2 separate regions of the Homo sapiens genome follow, and region 1 is linked to region 2. A link is an interaction called in ENCODE POLR2A ChIA-PET data of the cell type or tissue named here. Cell type or tissue: Caco-2. All regions are shown on one strand. Links, peaks and the distances in the headings refer to the core of each region. The heading gives the core; the rest is flanking DNA. Region 1 has its middle 210 kb from the start of HABP2. Region 2 has its middle 180 kb from the start of SNORA87.

Region 1 (10,529 bases), core at 1,041-9,040, 110 kb before region 2:
TCAACAAGTCAGTGACATCAAAAAGCAGGGTATTAGATTAAAAAGATTCGAAGGCCATAACAACTAAATGCAATGTGCAATACTTCTTTATATAGCTGTTTGCACAAGCACCTGTAATGGACACTTGGGGATCAGCTGGGGGCAGTTTTTTTTATTTTTGATTTTTGTGGATACATAGTAGGTGTATATATTTGTGGGGTACATGAGATGTTTTGATACAGGCATACAATGTGAAATAATCACATCATGGAGAATGGGGTATCCACCCCTGCAAGCATTTATCTTTTGTGTTACAAACAATCCAATTACACTCCTAATTATTTTTAAATATACAATTATTATTAATGATAAGTTGTTACCCTGTTGTGTGGTCATTCTTTCTAATTATTATTTTGTACCCATTAACCATACCTGCTCCCTCGCCCCCCTCCACCCACCCACCTCCCCACTACCCTTCCCAGCCTCTGGTAACCATCCTTCTACTCTTTATATCCACGAGTTCAATCGTTTTGGTTTTTAGATCCCACAAATAACATGTGATGTTTGTCTTTCTGGGCCTGGCTTATTTCACTTAATGTGATGATCTCCAGTTTCATCCATGTTGTTGAAATGACAGGATCTCATTATTTTCTACGGTTGAATAGTACTTTATTGTGTATATGTCCCACATTTTCTTTAACCATTCATTTGTTGATGGACACTTAGGTGGCTTCCAAATACTGACTATTGTGAACAGTGCTGCAAGAAACATGGGAGTGCAGATATCTCTTGACTATAGTGATTTCCTTTAAGTATATTCACAGAAGTGGGATTGCTGGATCATATGGTAGCTCCATTTTTAGCTTTTTGAGGAATCTCCAAACTGGAGAGGAGCATGTATTAGTTTGGGGGAGGAGCATGTATTAGTTTCCTATTACTGATATAACAAATGACTGCAAACTTGGTGGCTTAAAACAACACAAATTTATCTTCTGGTTCCGAAAGTCAGAAGTCTGAAAAAAGTTTCACTGGGCCTCTTCTGGAAGTTCCAGGGGAGACTCCATTTTCTTATGTTTTCTACCTTCTAAAGACCACCTGCATTCCTTGGCTCACAGCTCCAAATCACTCTGACCTCTGCTCTGTCATCACACACCCATCTCTCCCTCTGCTTCCATCATCACCTCACTTTCTCTGACACTGACCCTCCTGGCTCCCTCTTATATGCACCCCTGTGATTACATTCAGCCCACAAGGTAATCCTGGATAATCTCCCTATCTCGAGATCATTAACTTAATCATGTTTTTAGAGTCCCTTTTACCATATAAGGTAACATATTCACAGGTTCTGGGGATTAGGAAATGGATATCTTCTGGGAATGGGGGAAGGAGGCATTGTTTGGCCTACCACCGTGGAAATATGCTTTCTTCATGTCTGGACTTTTACTTGTCTGTATTTTCTGATATTATGCATTGCCCATTGACTGGATCTTTAACATAAAAAGAAAGTGGTATATTTTTCCTGCCTGAGAACTCTGCAGTTCTCCCCTTGGTGAGCCTCAACTTGCAGAGGACAAAGGAGACTGTCTGGCAGATGAAGACCCAACTTCACAGGGAAAGGTGTAGACACAGGAGGTGTCAGTAACCCCCTCCGGATCCCGCGTCAGGCATCAGGATGCCTTGTCCCACATTTAGTCCTTTCAACAACAACACCAACGCCAGCCACCATCATTCATTGTGGGCTTCATGTATGCCATGCCCTGTGTTCAAAGCATTATCTATGGAAACCTTATCTTAACCCCAAAGTATGTATTTGGGGCCAATTTTACAGAAGAGGACCCTGAAGCTCAGACAGGTTAAAGAACTTGCCCAAGGCCCCAACTTGTTTGTTGTAGAGTCAAGTTCCAAACCCAAAGCCTGAGCTCTCAACCTCTACTCATATTTTCTCACTAAAGAGACCAGAAATGGTCAAGACATTTCTCCTTAACCAGAAGCAGGGGATCTGCTTCTCATGAAGCTAAAACTCAGAGCATGTAGCCTGGAAGAGGCCTTCATAATCACCAAGTCCAAACTTCTCATTGTACAAATGAGCAAATAAATGTCTAAGTCAATGCAGTGAGTCACGAGCAGGGCCAGGAACAGGGCTCAGGGCTCCTGGCTCCCTATCTGCCCAGGTCTCTTTCTACTAAACAATAGGCTTCCATTTTTTTATCCTCATTTTTCATCCTCTGGATGCCAGAAAAATAATCCTTTGTCCCAATATAAAAGGGAAAATAAAGAAATGGGATCATTTGGGATTGTGTCAACATTTACATGCATAGCTCTAGGAAAAGCAGCTCAAGCTAAGCCTAGCTCTTGATTACTTCCAGTTGAAGGGAAGGCAATGTTTGCACAGGAGCTAGATCCCTCGTTGCCATCCTGGTTCTGGCACCTCATACACCCAAAGAAGATCCCACTGTTTCCCCAGGAGACCAGAGCACTCTACTGCCCATGGATTACAGGCCATTTCTGCCCCATCTTTTATCCCTTTTAATCTAAAGCAGCCCCAAAGAGCAGGCAGCTTGGCACTGAGGTGAGGACAATGGCTTGGGTTTGTAGCAGTGGGTTCACTAGGTTCTTTAATGCCTGTCCAGTTGGTTCTGGCTTGTGTCACCAGATGTGTGGCACAAACCCAGGGAGCAGGAGTCCCAAACTCACTTGATGTCAAGATGCCCCTTGGGGATCGGTAAGACATCCCTTCAGCTGGATGTGGTGCCTGCCCCAGTTTTGCTATGACCCCCTTAAGGCTCAGCCTTGCTCAGGCCCTTAGTATGAATCTCTGAAGTGGACTATTGTAAGTAGCCCCCTAATTGGTCTCCCTGCCTTTATCTTCCCTTGCCCCTCTGTTCAACCTGCCCCCTACCAAGCCAGAGCATCATCCTGAAGTCCAATTCTGACCAAGAGTCCCTCCTTCAAAAACTCTCAATGGCTCCCTTTTGCCAAAAGGATGAAATGACTGATGGCTTCTCTGTGCTCCCAGCCCAGGCCACATCACAACGGGTGGCTCACATATCTCTCAGGCTGCCCTGCTGCCCGTGGCCCTATGAAATCAACACTACTGCTGGCTCCCATGGGATGCTCAGTGTAACTTCCAGTACTCATGGTCCTGGGATGGTATCATGGATCTTGATGGTATTTGATGCGAGGGTATCAGTGTCAATGCCCCAGCCCACTGAACACAGCCAGAGTCTGTACCAATGCCACTGATGCTAAGGGTGATACCAATGGTACCAATGACCCATTCTCCTGAGGCTACTGAAGCCATTAGCACCAAGGCCACTGATGTCTTGTGTGATCAGTGCCTTCTCTGTTAGCATCCACAGAGGTCCCATGTCTGGGGACACAGGGATAAGGCTTGGGGGCAAAATGAAAAGGCTGTCTAAATGAGAGAACCCCCCTCCTACCCCAGCACTGCTCCATTGGTCCTAATTCATGGCTCTCACTAGGACAAGCTCTTAACCAGGCAGCTCCTCACTTCCTCACGGAGATAGAACAATCCACTGAGAGGGAACAATCCACTGGCCTCCCAGCAGGCCCAGACATGCCTGAGTCTACAGCAAATACTTTCTGATGCATTTCATTCCATGGTATGAACCAGGAACTATTTTATTGATAAAAATATGACCAAATTACATGTATTCAGGACACCAGAGAAGGTAAATTCTTTCTTTAAGACCACAGTTCTTAATTTTTTCTTTAGCGTACTTGATGCTTATTCATTTTTAGCTAGTAGCAGGTGTCAAAAGTATGAGACATGTGTGAGCAAAAGCTTAAAATTGAGAAGCTTCTCTCAAGTAACTTAATTATATTTTGCATCTCTGGAGTAACCTCTCTTATTCCATTTTCAGGAAAGATTTGGGGTTCTGCAAAGACAGAGCTTGACTAATGCTCTTCTTCATTTTACAAATGAAGAAAAGACCCACTAGGAACACTAAGGAATTTCCCAAGAGTTGCTGTTACCCAGATCTTCATCCTCCCTTACCAGGACACCTACCCTCTGCTCTCATTCTGTTAAATAGTCATGTCCCATCAAACAAAACTCCACTAGCGAGGCCGGGCTGCTGCCACCACCTGCAGTTAGTTCCATGCGGTCCGTATTGTCAGGCTTTATAGATGATGTTACAAAAATCAGAGCTTGGCAAAAAGTCCCTCTTTTCAGACATTTTATGTGGAAAAAAGAAGAAAAACACAACCAGATCATTTTCAAAAATCACTTACAATCAGCTGGAAGGTATTCGGTGAACTTTGTTTTACAGCGTTTTGTGGCCAGTTACAAATTTGGGTCATGCCCTGCAATCAATCTCTGCTGGGAACTTTCACTGAGGCTATCAGGGGAATTCGAAATAAAATGTTAGAGGCAGGATCAAGAATGCACAGATGAGCTGGAGAAAAGTATGACTGGCTTTCTGGATGTGTGATGAAAGAACAGCTGGATAACTCCGATACAGCCCAGAACCAGGTTCTCATCCAACGTCACTCACAATTAAACCTCCATCTCTGATGGCAGAGAGGCTTTATGACTTAAGCACTGAGACCAAATCATCTCTGTGATTATTTTATTGGCTGTAAGGTACATGAAATAATGGTTACAACATGAAACCGTACTTTGTCTGAGACAATAGGGAGCAACCACCAGGGCTAAAGAGCGTTCCGTGTCTTCTTGGCAAGGACACACCCTCTTTGCCTGGGAAACTTAGCAAATTTCTAAAGGAATGAGTGCAATTCCCCCAAAAGCTGGTGAGTGAAAATAACTGTCTTTAATAAATACTCATCTTTGTTTTAAAAAACCTGGCTTTCATCTCCAAAATGCAGGCAGAAGGAAGGACTAGGAGCACCATTTTAGTCTTCTTTGGAGGACCACAAAGATGTTTCAAGTTCTTCCCAGAAGCAAGCTATTAAACATGGAGCTCATTCTCTCCTCTGCAGTCTTTCTTTCAGAGGAGTCGCACAACAACAAAAATGAAAGGTCACATTCAAACTGCCAAGGTTTCCCCAGGACTGTAATGGTGTTACCTCCTAAAACCCCAAATTTCATGGCAGAATATTTCAACTGAAATGTGGAGATCCCTGTTGACATCTGGTTCAGTAAGCAATCCCTCTGGTTTCTTAGAAGAAAATTAAGCTTTAAAACTAGTGGGAAAAGTGGTCTGGACTCCTATCTTTGATCCCTAGAGAGGTGCTAGTTAGATAATAATGTAATAGTTCTAACCACAAGAAATACTACCATGTATTGAGTCCTTATATGTGCTAGGCTCTGAGCTAAGGGCTTTGCATTAAATAACTCATTTAATCCTTACAAGAACAGCACAAATTAGATAATACTACTATCCTTATCTTACAAGTAAAGAAACTGAGGCTCAGAGAAGTTAAGTAACTCGCCAAGATCACACAGCAGTTAAGTCATAGAGCTGGACTTCAAACCTACTCAATGCAGCTCCCAATCCTGTCCTTAGAACTATGGCCCTCTCCCAATCTGAGAAGGGAGGGAGAGATTCTAGTCAGACTTTGGAGGACTGAGGAGAATTTTCATCCAGGGAAGAACAGAGTGCAGCCAGAGTCCTGCTAGGCCTCCAACGTGGGAACGCGGCAAGGCAGCTGGGCCCCATCTGGAGAAAGGTGAAGGCAAGAGCAAGGCTGAGAGCAATGGAGGGGAGGGGAGGCCAAGCAACCACAGGTGCCTGAGAAGGCCAAAAACATCGGAACCAGGGAGCAGACTGTGACCTCCCTACAGAGATTTCTAGCTGGGAAAGGGAGTCACTGCCTCCTCCTCTGACACTCAGACTGCCTGGCCAAGCTGTCACAGGACCTAGAACAATTGAAAAGCAAAGTCTAGAGCCCACCATTACTCAGGGTGATAGCTGTTGTTATGTTGACTGGTGTGATTTTGGATCCTCTGAGAAGCAGACTTCTAAGACAGGACTAGACATGATTATTGAGGAAAGGACCGGGAAGAAGAAAGGGAGGGCTCTGGAGAAGGCAGGGGAGCCTTCAGACAGCAATGCAGATCTGAACCCTGGAAAGGAGGGAGGAAGGAAGACTGGGTAGGAAGCCTCAGGCAGTTGGCCAGCTCAAAAAAGGGTTGGCCAGGCTGACAGGGAGGCCTCAAGCCAAAGTTGCCTATTGAAGAGTCTTAGATCATTCAGAAATGAGCCTCTGCGTGTCCCCACACTCAGTCACTGACTGGGAGCAGCTCACAGGAACCACGGCCTCAGCACAAACTTGGTGGTGGGTCTGGAGAGACAGCAGCTGGAGCACCAGTCGCTTATGCTCCTCGCAGCAGGAGATCAGAGTAGTGCAGGTTCATGGTCACCACAACTGCCTATCCTCTAGCTGGCCCCCAAACAAGGTGGGGAAACACTGGGATGTCAAGTGGAGGGGTTAATAGCATGTATCCCATAGAGTCAGCATGAAGATTAAATGTGTAGATGAGTGTCAGCCCCTAGCACAGTGTTTGGCACCCAAAACATCCCAAGGGAAGAGTAGTTGTCATGTTATTAAACAATTTAGGAGAGAAGAGAGGTCTTCCCAGTTCCGCTGTGGGATAATTAGTTACCTTCTCCCAGGGAAGATTCTCAAAGCATCTAGAAACTCCATGTCTCTCCCCTCCCTTCCCCTCCTCCCCACCCCTACCCAGCCAAGGGGAGAGCCAGGGTGAATTACCTGATGCTCCTCCAAGAACTCAAACCTCCCCTCTTTGCCCATGGAGTACAACTTCTCTAGAGCAGATAGAGAAATCAATCCACCTTTTGCTTTGACCCGAGCCTTCTGTTTAGAAAGTTAAGCTACCCTCCCTTTGGAGCAGAATTCCTCTTCTAAATGTAAGTTGAACTCTCTCAATCTTTTGAGATAAAGACCAGCTTCTGAACAAAAATGGTTTTGATTATGAAATGAAGGTTGACAGTCAGCTTGTGAGATATAGTTTGGGGCTCTACCGAAGGGGTCCGGGAGGCCTCAGGCCAGCCCTATTGATTAGCGGGCTAAAGAAAACAGTCTCACACTCTGTTGACGCTTTGGGCAATGCCATTCTTGCCCTCCCTGGTAACCATTTCATTTAATTATTTTAAGGCAGGGTTTTATGGACTGTTTGCCAGACCTCAGCTTTGTTGGGGGCACCTCAGGTTTCAGACATTTACAAGAGTTGACCCTTGTTAAGATTCCCTTTGTGGAAAATACATTTAGTCTGGGGATAAGAGTATGGGATGGAGGAAGTAAGAAACCCTAGGTACAGCGGCACCGAAAGCACCCTTCTGGAAAACACTGAAAACATTAGAACAATGTCCACATGAGAAAGGTATCTACCCACAGAGATGTCATTAAAACTGGAGGAGTCTGTCATTGAAATACGGTAGTCCTATTAGATAGCATCAGAAAGATAGGCATTTGGGGAAATGATGGAAAAGCTTCCCCCATCAGAGAGCCTGCCTTCTCTGTCCTCAAATGAGAAAGAGCCCAATTTTCTGGTATTTGAGAATGAGTCATATTTAAAGGTTTAGGGAAAATTAGTCAAATGTACCTTGATTATAAACACATGTACCCATTTCATCTGGCTATTTTTAAAAATGTGGGTTTTAACCAGCTGCCATTAATAGTGAATGCACTGCATGTCTGTTCTTCCCTCTTCTTGTAATAGACACAGCAGAAGGAAAGAAATATTTAGCCATTTTGGATCTCTTTCCAGAGCAGGAAGAATTACTGAATATAAATTGTGTCTTCCTATCTCATGAAACAGATGAAACCTTCTAAATTAAATAAAAGGAAAATTAACAATCAGGATTAGGTAAAAAGCATTACATTTCCTCGGGGCTCAAGTTACAAAGATATGTTTTTGTAAAAGAAAGAAAGGTCAGTTACCACTATTAAACTTGTATATTGTTTTATACTAAGTCCTTTCAATGGCCTCTCTGAGGGACCGTTTAGTTTGTATTACACTCTAATAAACTCCAGGTGTACAGGACAAACTGAATAATCAGAACCCGATGGTCCAAACTAGTTAAAAATAATGTGGTACATTCCTGGTTCTCTGCATTTAATTTATTGTTAATCATTGTTATTACTTACATTTATTGGGTAGTTTTCCCAGATTTATTAGGCACTACATTTAACAGTGTTATCGCTTGTAACTGACCATCAGTGGAATCAAAAACATATTTTTGTAAAGTCTCTTACCCTAATTAGTAAGTCATTTCCCTTTGAGACTAAACAGACCCCAAAAATGACTGTGTTATTTTCTCCTTGAGTCAGGGGGGAGCCCTGCTACAAAAACCCACCTTTGCCGAAACCACCTGTTGGACGATAAGGGAAGGGCTCCCATTCTAGAGACACTAAGATGACCTTCCCATTCAAAGCAGAAAAATGAGGGACTTATATTCTAGACATCAGGAGGAGTCTCTTGTCTCAGTGGAATGGGTGGCTTCCTATAGCATGGCTTCTAGGATACCAAGGAAGGACAGGTGGGGAACCTGTTCCTCCACCTGCCTGGAATTCTATTATTCGAAGCAAACCTTTGGGTAAATGGGAGAAGTAATCATTTCACTAAAATTCACACTCAGCTGTTAATGAGCTCCCATTTCTTAGTACACAGCACAGTGGTGCACATTAGGAATTATTTGCTGAACAGGAAAATGAATGCCAATTCCTATGCCTTTGCCTTTAGTTGCAGCCTTTGGGGTAGATGGAAAGGCCCCCAGAGTGAAAGACGAGAGTCTTGGGCTCTAGTCCCCATTCTGCTGAGTGAACATGGACCAGTCGCTGGCTCTCCTGGGAAACTGAGTTTGCTCCTCTCTAAAATGAGATAATGGGGTGCTTGACTAATTTCATTTAGGGGCCAATTTCTCACCCCTCCCTGAACCCATGTTCTTTGTCAGGTGACCTTACAATTTCTCTCACTAAAGAGATAGAGGCCATTTTGCCACTCCCTGAATCTGGGCTGGTCTTACGACTTGCTTTAGTTATCAGAATGCAGCAGCCAGAACAACAATCTGCCAGTTCTAAGTGGAGGCCTCAAGAGGCTCTGGGGTTTCCACTTTCTCGCTAACCCAGCATCCTGGGGAATGAGAGACACATGGAGCAAAGCTGAGTCACCCTGGTCTCCCCAGCCAAGGTCAGCCTTTGTCAGCCAAGTGAGCCCCAGATACATGAGTGAGTTCAGCCAAGATCAGCAGTGCTGCTGACCCCAAACACAGGAGCAATAAATGCTTGTTACTGTGTGCCACTAAACTTTTGTGGCTGTTTGTCAGACAGCATTATTGTGACAATATGTAACATACATATGATGCTATTAGATAATCTCTAAGGCTCATTCTAGTTCCAAATTCCAGCATTACTTAGAACATAACCCACTATATAGACAAATATCTAGCCCTAAGTGTATCCCCCATGAGGCACTGGTGAGTCTCTTACCCTCCCTAGGCCTGTTTTAAACAGCTAATAGTCATTCTTGTCCCTCCCTGCATACTTCATAGCCTGGGCCCCTCACAGGGGTATTTTCAAGGACAAAAGAAAGAGCCAATGTGGAATCACTTTGAACCATTCAAAAAGCAGACTCCATATTATTAGTTAATTCTTAGTCATACTAATGCTATATCTTCTTAGGGATCTCATTAGAAAGACCCCTAAGGTGCATCACTTAGAAGACTAGCAAAAATTTAAGTAGATGTTGTTTAAAAACCCATCTGGGTCTCTTACAAGGTATCCACATTAAATGTTTTGAATTAGTATTTTTGTGTCAGAGCCACTGTAGAGCAGCTACTTTTCATGCCTCTGAGGGTATTTCCTTGCTAATTTTATGTTTTCGATCCAAATCATTTTAATCCATGGTTTAGCTACATGGAGCTAAAGGAGAATGTACGATAAATTGAGGGGCCAGGAAATGGAAGACAAAGGAAAGAACAGAGAATTTACTCCACTCACTCACCCATTCATTCCATAAATACAAACAAGTGTCTAATACGTCACAGGCCTGTATATGGCTCTAGGATCAACTCAGGTCCTGCTCTTGTGAGGGTTGAGGGGTACATGTTACAGAAGAGGAAGACGTTAAACAATCACAGGAAGTTAGGGAATCTAATCATTAATTTGATGCATGATGAATAAAGAGGAAGAATCAAGCGTTTATCCTGGCTTTCTAAAACAAACGGTATCCTTGAGTAACTAAACAGAAGTTGACAGAAAGTATCTCTTTTTAGAAATGTCCTAGCTAATAAACAAAGAAAGAAAATAAATTAGAATGTCACCAGTTTGCCATCCTTATAATGAATGAATCGATCTAGAAGTTGAGATTAACAACTGCTAACATCAAAGAGAAAGACAACCAGATTATAAGCCTCCGGATGGAGGAACACACCACCTTCTATGAAGCAGTCTTGCCAAAAGATAAAAATAAAAACTGAACCTTAATCCAATCAAACCTTTAGAGCCAACTTTAGAGCCAATTTATAAGAGACATGAGGGATAGAGGAACATGTTAAATTACACCTAGGGGTTGTGATCGGCAAAAACTAGACTGTTGGAAACTC
Region 2 (10,529 bases), core at 1,457-9,456:
TCTCTTGCTGCTAATAACACATACCTAAGACTGGGTAACTTATTTAAAAAAAAAAAAAAGAGACAAAGAGAGGAGTTAATTGACTCACAGTTCCACATGGCTGGGGAGGCCTCACAGTCATGGCAGAAGAGGCAAAAGGCACATCTTACATGGTGTAGGCAACAGAGAGCATGTAAAACCATCAGATCTTTATAAAACCATCAGATTTCCATGCCACTGCGCTCCAGCCTGGGCAAAAGAGCGATACTCCATCTCAAAAAAAAAAAAACCATCAGATCTCATGAGACTTATTCACTGTCACAAGAACAGCATGAGAAAGACCCACCCCCATGATTCAATTACCTTCTACCGGGTCACTCCCATGACACATGGGAATTGTGGGAGCTACAATTCAAGATGAAATTTTTGTGGGGACACAGCCAAACCATATTACCAGGTATGTTTTCAGTCATTACATGGCTGTATGACTGGGACAGTTGTTAAGATATTGAAATGTTTCTGTATCCATTGGCAATTAACCACTGCCCCAAACCTTCCCAGTGCTCCATGGTACCCCAGCTAACCCATACCCTCCTCTGGACCTTTTGGACTCCCCATAATCCAGTAATCAAAGAGTTAATGTGTGGCACAGTGCTCAGATAGTGACAGCTAAATGTTTTAAATATCACACCAGCCTGCATACAGCAGACACTTACTAATCATGGGTTGACTGAAAGAATCATGGTAGAGCTAGTGTTTCAGTCCAGATCGCTCAACTCCCTGTTAGTTATCTTTCTGCTTTGTCCTGCTGTTCCCCGCCCCAGCCCCCAGTTGACATAAAGGGCTTTCTTGGCAAGCTCCAGAAGGTGACATGGTCCTGTTCACTCATGGGTCCTTCTGAGCATCCCCACTCCCCACTCAAGCCTTCAAGAGCACTACAGCAGGTGCAGGCCTATACCTGCCTGCCTGGGCTGTGAAGTCCACGGCATATGGTTGGCACCAGGAGCAGAGGCAGCCAGGTACCCTTGCCTCACCCTCTGCTGAAATTCTCTAGGGAATCCCCACTTCAGCAGAAGTCATGTGACCTTGGGAACTCCATTCACCATTTCAAAAGTATATGACCACCTAAATACCAACTCTTCACACCAGGCAGTCTTCCCTCTGAAGGAGCAAGGTGAAAGAAGGAAAATTTTTCTTTCATTAAAGAAGATACTTGGCCTGGGTGCAGTGGCTCACACCTGTAATCCTAGCACTCTGGGGCCCAAGGTAGGAGGATCACTGGAGTCCAGGAGTTTGAGATCAGCCTGGGCAACATACAGAAACCCTGTCTTTACAAAAAAAAAAAAAAAAAAGTTTTAAAAATTAGCAGAGCATGGTGGTGTGTGTCTGTAGTTCCAGTTACTAGGGAGGTTGAGGCAGGGGAATCACTTGAGCCCGGGAGTTTGAGGCTGCAGTGAGCCATGACTGTGCCACTGCATTCCAGCCTGGGTGACAGAGCAAGACCCTGTATCAAAAAAGACAAAAACAGAAAAAGATACTCAATTGTAGCCATTTTTTATTCTTGGGCCACCCGCATCATGGCGGAGCTCCCTAAGTTCTGAGCATTGAGAAGAAGGCAGTACCTTTCTTAGTTTGAGTTTCCCCAAAAGCAGAACCTAGGTATAAGTTGTTTATTTGAGAGTTGAGCCAAGAAAGCACTAGAGGGAGAAAGAAAGTGAAACCATAAAGAGGGCGCTAATGGACTAATGATCAGGCTACATTTGCAGGCAGCTGGGCTCAGTCTCACAACAGACCTGAGAGACTGTGGAGGTCGCTTCTGAATTGTCTGTTAAAGGGACAAGGAAGCTGCAGTAGTTATCCACCAATTCCTATCCATCATTGATTGAGAGGGTCCTTCTGGGGCATTCATTCCCTGGCACTTTTGGCTTGCCCTGTGATCTGGCCAAGTACAGTCAGGAGCCATTGGAGTATCTGGGAGCTGTCTGCTGGAGACCTCACTCAGGGTCAAGGGGATATGTGTGGGGACTCCAACAGCACCAGCTAGAGAATTCAAATGCCTTAAAGCGGAAAACTCTTACAGGCCACCAAGGAAGCTTCCCACTGAGCAGTGTGGTGAAGTGGGAAGAGCTTGGTCTTTGAAATCCAAGCCTTGAGCTTGAATCTTGCTATATTTACTAGCTGGGCCACTGGGTGAGTTTAAACGATGTCTCTAAACATCGTTTTTTTCATCTGTAAAGATTATACTAAAGATTAAGTTAAATGCTATATATAAAGTGGTACTAAACTGGGCACATAGAAAGTATAGTTCTGGAACATTATCAATGATAATTGACATAACAATAATTACTATTTAAATAAAGTAAATCTTGAGTTTCTCATGATCTAGAAGGCTCACAAAGCTGAGGATTTAGGAAGGGTAATGTCTGCTCTATTTAAAGGTAGGAGTAGACAAGTTTAACCTTTGACTTTCTTTAATTCATTCACTCATTTCTTTGTTCATTCAAAAAATATTTATTAAGACTGCATCTCCATTACCTCATCAGCAAAAAAACAAAAAAAAAAAAAAACAAAAAAAAGAGGGTTGTAATCATTGCTGCAACAATTATTTCCCAAGTAACTTCTAGCATTTACCTTCTTTCAACTTTCAATTATTCTTTTCAGGAAGACAACGGACTATAATGGAAAAAAAAAAAGGTATAATGGTGCTTAAATGCTAATTCTGCCCACTTAGTAGCCACATGACTTTGAGCAAGTTTCTTATCTGTTCCATATTTCTTCATCTGTAAAATGGGTATGATACTGACCCCACAGGGCTACTGCAAAACTCAAAAGGAACAGCATCCTATAAATCTCTTACGGTGTCAGGCACATAATAGGAACTCAGCATTGTTGGTTCCATCTTATCTCCAGGGTACACGTGGTCCAGTAGCCAAATGTTTAGGGGTTTTAAGCAGGTAAACATTTCAGATTTCTGGGTAGAAATGAGAACAATACAATGAGATATAATTGGAGCTGAGCTTATCAGCAACGCGATTATGCTACTTGAAAGTGCAAGGCCTGCTGAGGCGTGACGCTCAAGTTTGAGTCTTATTCAGCTAGTCTTTCCTCACTCCCAACACAGTGCCTGCACATAGTAGGGACGTTATCATTATGTGTTCATAAGTAAATAAAACAAACAGGCTGCTTTTCCGAACAGAAGAGCACAACAAAAATATACTTAAAAGAAGACACCATGGGCAAAACCAAGATCTTTGAAGCCAAGTACGATAGCATTTCTTTGTTTTGTTTTGTTTTTTGTTTGGGGGGATTTTTTTTGAAATAGGATCTCACTCTGTCTCCCAGGCTAGAGTGCAGTGGTGTGATCTTGGCTCACTGTGGCCTCAACCTCCTGGGTTCAAGCCATGCTCCCACCTCAGCCTCTCCAGTAGCTGGGACTACAGGCACACACCACCACACCCAGCTCATTTTTTGTATTTTTTGTAGAGACAGGGTTTCATCATGTTGCCCAGGCTGCTCTCAAACTCCTGGACTCAAGCAATCTGCCTGCCTTGGTTTTCCAAAGTACTGGGATTACAGGTGTGAGCCATCATGCCCAGCTATGGTAGCATTTCTTGCTACCCAGTGACAAGCCAGGTGGGTACCTGATTCAATAATGACCTAGCTAAATGGAATAAAATGTCTCCTAAGACCAAACTGTCCCTGCACTGTAAATACAAATCACTTTACTAGTAGGCCCTATTCTAAAGAGAACCATTAAGCTCCTAATCATTTAATATATATATCATTTAGTCTAAAAGGCAGAAATCCGAAGAAGCACAAAAAGCAGAAAACTGCAGTGTCTTACTACTCAAAGCATGGTCCACCGAGCAATATCAGCATAATGTGAAAGCTTGTGCAGAAAGGCAGAAGCTCAAGCCCTGCCCCAGACCTGCTGGATCAGGATCTGCAGTTTACAAGCCCCCCTAGTGATTCTCGAATGTGGGACACATCGACACTGGTTTTATAACTTGGCTGCACATCATCTGGGGAGTCGTTTTTGTTTTTTGTTTTTGTTTGAGACAGGGTCTCACTGTGTTGCCCAGGCTGGAGTGCAGTGGTATGATCTCCACTCACTGCAAAGTCTGCCTCCCGGATTCAAGCGATTCTCCTGTCTCAGCCTCCCGAGTAGCTGGGACCACAGGCACCTGCCACCACGCCTGGCTAATTTTTGTATTTTTAGTAGAGACAGGGTTTCACCATGTTGGCCAGGCTAGACTCGAACTCTTGACCTCAAGTGATCCACCCACTTGGGCCTCCCAAAGTGCTGGGATTACAAGCGCAAGCCACCTTGCCCGTCCTATCTGGGGAGTTTTTTAAAAATATTGATGCCTGGGCTCCACCTCCAAGATGCTAGGTTATTTGGTCAGGAGTGCAGCTTGGACGAAGTTATTGTTTAAAAAAAGAAGAAAGTGATTTGAATCCCTCCAGGGAATTCTAATTTGCAGCCCAGGTGGAGTTCTCTGCCTGGACCACCACCAGGCAGCTAACGCAGGGAAAGGACCCATTTTCTTGGGTAGAATTACCTCCCTGAGTTCTTCATGGTACCTTGTATCTGGCCATGAGGAAGGTGGCTTTCCTGTCATCTGGGGGCCAGGCCCCCCCCTACTGAGAGGAGAAAGAGTTAACCCAGAATCCAGCCTTCCCACTCCCCGTTTCATGTGTGCCTGTCCTCTGCTGAGCCCCATTCGCAGCCCTGTAGCTTGGACATCTGGTTCCATTCCTTGGAAACGGCTCCTTTTCTCATTGCTTCCCTCTCCTCAGGGATAGCTTTCCTGATTCCTGCCCAGAAGGATGACCTGGGGGCAGCAGGATCTAGCCCCGGAATGTCCCCACAGCCTCCTCCCAAGTCCAGACTTCCAGGTGGGGTTTTTGAAGTGATTACATCAGCCCGTTCATCAGAAATGTTCCAACCCTCCCAGGAATCTCTCTGGGACAAGTACAAGGTTCTGGCTAATTTTAAACATAATTAAAAGATTTTCTTCCTTTCTTTCAAGGCATGCTCAATTTCCATAGCCCTCCACTCCTTGGGATATGGTTCCTCTGAGGTCTTTTTTTTTCCTTCAGTTTTTCAGATTTTTTTTTTCCCCCAAATGTGAACACTTGCAACAGATTCAAATCCTTTTTGCTTATTTGGCCCAGTTTATCAGCAGATAGTATTTTTACAATGCAGAAAGGTTTTTAATGGGATGTGGAAAATGTCTTTTTCCCTGAAACACTAATAATTTTTAAAAATCCCTTCTTTTATTTTCTTCAAATTGCTTTTTATAACCCATTCAGCATTTTCAGGGACATAATTAAAACATCAAACAGTTTTCCTGCTGGTTATGCTAAAATTTGAATACTTGAGGCAGCCACTATTATTAGATATTAAAATGGACTTGAGTATTTATTAAAAAGATCCTCTTAAGTAACTATTCATTTGGGTTTGCTCCGTTTAATATAAAGACAACCCCCATAATGTGAAAATACCTGTTTCTAATAAAGACCTTAATTGGTAGCAGGAGGATATTTTTCAAAAATATAAAATATGTATTTTGTTCACTATTTTTCCAGCTTAATGTGACTAATTTCCCCATTCAACTTTATCCCTAAGGAAAAATACATAAAGAAAGGCCATTACCAATACATGAAGCTCAGTAGTTTGCTTTCGTTGGACGTAATTGCTATCAAGAAGACTAGTAGCTGGGTAATTTTGCTTTAAATGAGTACACAGCCTGAAAAACGATAAATTAACCTTCGCAGGACTGAAATTAGATTCCAGTGAGTGAATGTTCTAGCTCAACACACACTAAGTCCAGGGAAGGGGAAAATGTTGCCTGGGAAGAAAAGCTGGTGAAATGCTAAGCACTCATGTTGGGGGAGAACAGGGGAGCCAACATGGAGAAAAAGAAAGGGCAGGCCAGGTGCGGTGGCTCACGCCTGTAATCACAGCACTTTGGGAAGCAGAGGCAGGTGGATCACCTGAGGTCAGGAGTTCAAGACCAGCCTGGCCAACATGCTGAAAGCCCATCTCTACTAAAAATACAAAAATTAGCCGGACATGATGGTGCATGCCTGTAGTCCCAGCTACTCGGGAGACTGAGGCTGGAGAATCGCTTGAACCTGGGAGGTGGAGATTGCAGTGAGCCAAGATGCACCAGTGCACTCCAGCCTGGGCGACAGAGAGTCCGTCTCTAAATAAATAAATAAAACAAGGGGCAGAAATGGTGGAAACCACAAGCATTTGTTTCTCTTGCTTTTTCAAGGGTTTGTGGACACTTTCTAGATGAATCATTTTCTCTTTTCACAAAACCCTGGCAAGCTTCTCCGAGACAAAAGCAGATCAGGTCAATTCATTCGACCCACTGTGATTACCGGCATATGACATGATAGAGCCATGTCTGATACACAAGGAATAATGGTGGGACGAACTTGTAAATGACATGTGAGAATCAGCCCTTGTCTCCCTGGAGCTTACTAAAGAAAGCAAGACTAGCAAGCAAATCTAGAATACAAGATGGTGTGGGCCAACTATCTTTTGAATGGCACAGAGTAAATTCTTTGGGTTTGGGACACAACAGAACACAAGTCTTCTCGGTGGAGATAGCATTGCCCTGACCTTGATAAACAAGTCAGCTAAAGAAGCTGTGTCCTGTTAAGTCCTCAGAAATTCCTACAACACTGGAGGGTGGAAACTCCTGGGATTTCATGCCTTCGATTTTGCCTACCTGAACTCACACTGTTGAGTTCAGTCCTTACTTTTTCTTTTATATATTTATTTATTTATTTATTTATTTATTTATTTATTTATTTAAAGACAGAGTCTTGCTCTGTCATCCAGGCTGGAGTGCAGTGGCGTGACCTTGGCTCACTGCAACCTCTGCCTCCCGGGTTCAAGCGATTCTCCTGCCTCAGCCTCCCGAGTAGCTGGGACTACAGGCACTTGCCACCATGCCCAGATAATTTTTTTTTGTATTTTTAGTAGAGACAGAGTTTTGCCACATTGGCCAGGCTGGACTTGAACTCCTGATCTCAAGTGATCCACCTGCCTTGGCCTCCCAACGTGCTGAGATTATAGGCGTGAGCCACTGTGCCCAGCTAATCCTTACTTTCTCTGTGAGATGGAAGAATGATCAGATGATCTGCAAACATTAACTAAATGTCTACCCTGCACCAGAAACTTAAATGCTGTGGAGAAATGAGAAGAGAAGAGATAACAAATTTAGCATCTGCGACTGGCAACTTAAAGAACAGGGTGTATACCACCCCACCAGCCATCTAAATCTAACAACTGTAGGAAGTATACAATAGGTTCCAAATGAGTGGCACAGTTGCTGATGCTGTGAAAAGTGAGGACAGGCGTCACCCCCCAGGTTCTGGCAGCTGGGAGAACTAGCTTAAGAACATAGATGAATTCGAAGCTGGTAAAGACACTAAGACCCTTCTCTAGGTGAAGAATGCTAACAGGGAAACAAGAGGCAAGGAGGAGAGGAAGACTCATTCCTTGGCTGAGATGCTATTGGCACTTTCAAACCAGAGAGCAGATAGTTTCAAAAAGGAGGGAAAGACTTCCCAAGAGAACAATTCCCTCTCCCTTTCCCTGCTTCTTCTGTCCTTTCTAAGCATACCCCAGTCTGCAGCCCTTATCCAATTTGATGCTGCTGGCCAGCGTTATCTGGGGAGGAACAAGGGCTGGGAAAGGCTCCCTTGCCAAATTCTTCTTGATGAAAGCCTTTCCGTTCTCAGTTCCATAACCCCCACCCACTTGGAGGGCTGGCCCAAACTTCCAGGACCCAAGGTTAAGGACCCTGCACCGCAGGTGGGAGCACAGCTGGGCACATCTCAGCCCGTCCCATGGCCTCTCAAATAGACCTGATGGATGGTAAAGACAGAAGAAGAGGCAGAACTCTACAGAGCCAATGCCAAACACATATCTAAAGCCAAAGAATTTTGTTTCGCTACCCTTCGTTGAAGTAAAAACAGCTCCAAGAGTATTCCCTGGAGTGTGAGATGGTTCTCTCACATACGGGGTTCAAAGACACTGTGAGGCGTGTAGCATAGCTGAAAGTGTCTGTATGTAATAATGCCTTTATGATGTTGTTTTGTTTCTGGCTTGCCTGTACCTGAATTATCTGAAGACATTGTTTGAGGCTATGAAAAAATATGAATAATATTAGGCCTTGAGATCAAAAATCATTTTTTACTTCCATGGTTGTTAGCTGCCAATATCCCACGCACAGCTCTCAATTTCCAAAGCAGCAGTGAAATGCTGGAGAGATCAGGTGAGGGGTTTTTTTATTTTCCTTTTTCTTAGTTTTATTTTTGTTATTATACACCGGTCTTGATTTTTGAAACTGTTGAAAACTGTTTGATGTGGCAAAAACCAATCATGGGAGGGAAACCACAATTTAAGTGTGAGATAAAAAGGAACTATGCGTACATGTATGATGAGATGTTCACCCAATGGAAAAAACCGTTCACTGCCTTCCAGGACGGCCTCATGTGCTCCATTAACCCAGCGTCTCTCGAGAGGAGATGCCGCCAAGGATCAGTGATCAGCTCTGGCTGGAGAGCCAAAGAAGGTTTTCCATGCAAAAACACACATTGCTGGCCCTTCCTTTGAAATGGCGAGCAAGACTCTCTTTTTTTGTCTCTTTTTCTCTTTCATGACTGCTCATTTGACCTGGCCTACTGAAGAACTAAGTTAGAAGTTGAATTATTATTATTATTATTATTATTGTTATTTTTGCCCCTTTTGCTTAATCCACGGGCAGTGCTCAGCCCATGTTCCAATAAACATTAAGGACCAGAGTCACAGCTGACAGGAGTTTTCCTTGGGTTGATACGCTTTCAGACGTAGGCTCCAGGATCCACTACATCTAATCCTCCAGGATGTGCCGCATCTAGCATCTAACACGAGAACTCTAACATCTGCCGTTCATGATTTCCTGACCGGAAGACTGGGCACCTCGCTTCCAGCCTGGTTTAACCTCTAACTAACTCGGTCACGAGTTTGCACACGTCACTGTGTTTTCTGGGCCTCAATTTCTTTATGCCTTCTCCATTCTCCCACTTATTAAGGCTCAGAGTCAGAAGGTTATTGATGCCTCTGTCTTCATAGGCCACATTCCTAACCAGTTTCTGTCTTAGAGTCATGGCCTCCAACCACCCCTCCTTTCCATCCTGGCTGCCCTTGCCAGGGTTCAGGCACTCACCACCTCTTGCCTTGACACTACTAAGGGGTCCTAACACATCTCCCATCTCCAGTTTCTCCCCCTCTTCCTTCCTCCACTCCACCCTCACACCACTTTCAGATTCACCGCCTTAAACACTTCTCTAATTCTGTCCTTAACCTGTTCAAAGCCCATCAGTGGTTCCCCATTGCCTCTCAGTAAAGGTGATACTGTGCTTCTCACTCAGCCAGTCCCACTCCTCTACAAGCTGCCTCAGCCTCTGTTTTTGTCCCACTGCTCCCCTAAAAGCACCAACTCTCCAGCCAGATAGCACAGCTTGCTTTTCCCACACCCCCTGTGCCTTCTGTCCCCACCCACTCACTCACCCTGAGTTCTCTTTCTGGAGTGGCCTCTACCCACCACCTCCACCTGCACTCCGATCTCTGTAGAGAAAAAGCTTTTCTATTTGCTTTATGTATAAGAAAGCTAAGCAAAACATTATTCATTATTATTCATTATTATGAGAAAATAGAAACAAATTGAATGTCGTATTGGAAAATAGTTAACTTACTGGACAATCATGCATAACTTTATAAATCATGTCTTTGAAGAATATTTAATGATATGTGAAAACCCATTATTCTGCTAAGTGAGTAGACTTCAAAAGTATTTATTCAGTATAAGCCCAATTTTGTGAAATATATATGTGTATGTGTGCAGATGTATGTGCATATGTGTGTGTGTGTGTGTGTGTGTGTACACACACATCAATAAAAATCTGGAAGAATACATCAAAATGTTACTTGTGTTTTCTCTCTGGGTGCTGGGATTATGAGTATTTTAATTTTCTTCTTTATGCTTCTTATATTTGCTATAATGAACTGTATTGTTTTTATTATTTAAAAGTATCAGAAATAAAACAGTGAATAGCCAGGTGCAATGGCACATGCCTGTAGTCCCAGCTGCTTCAGAGACTGAGTTGGGAGGATCACTGACCCCAGGAGTTCGAGGCTGGCCTAAGCAACATAGCAAGATATCATTTCTTTAAAAAAATAAGTGAGCAAATAAACAATAAAAATCCTACCATCGTCCAAATGTCACCTCAAAGTTTACTCTTTCTTCAAAGCCTGTTTTGATGCTGTACTTCATGCCCCCAACCACTGACTTATACCAATTGGATATAACTGTCTCTTCATTTGAGCCCCCTACCATGGCACGTGCTTTGTATTTGAGCTATTGTGTACATCTTTACCCCTCCCTCTCGACTCTGCAGGGCCTGGGAGCAAGGACTCCAAATCATGATTGCCTCCTCACTCAGTCCAGCACACAGCTGAGTGCGCCCTATGAGTGTTTTCCACC

What was found. ChIA-PET counts read pairs that join two places held together with the same protein. Peaks named below come from ENCODE experiments on the same cell type or tissue, not always from the same donor. Only the 100,000 strongest peaks of a DNase experiment are listed, where the experiment ranks them.
Region 1: POLR2A ChIA-PET joins it to region 2 with 6 read pairs; 2 of 35 experiments call an interaction of 5 or more read pairs at or near these places.

What each region holds. Positions count from the first base shown.
Region 1 is chr10:113,334,348-113,344,876 of GRCh38, reverse strand. No RefSeq gene overlaps it. Among named protein-coding and RNA genes, the nearest start is that of HABP2, 210 kb to the left of the region's middle. In Caco-2, for the core only: no CTCF peak of the experiment used is centred there; no DNase peak of the experiment used is centred there.
Region 2 is chr10:113,224,504-113,235,032 of GRCh38, reverse strand. No RefSeq gene overlaps it. Among named protein-coding and RNA genes, the nearest start is that of SNORA87, 180 kb to the right of the region's middle. In Caco-2, for the core only: no CTCF peak of the experiment used is centred there; a DNase peak (open chromatin) is centred at 4,832.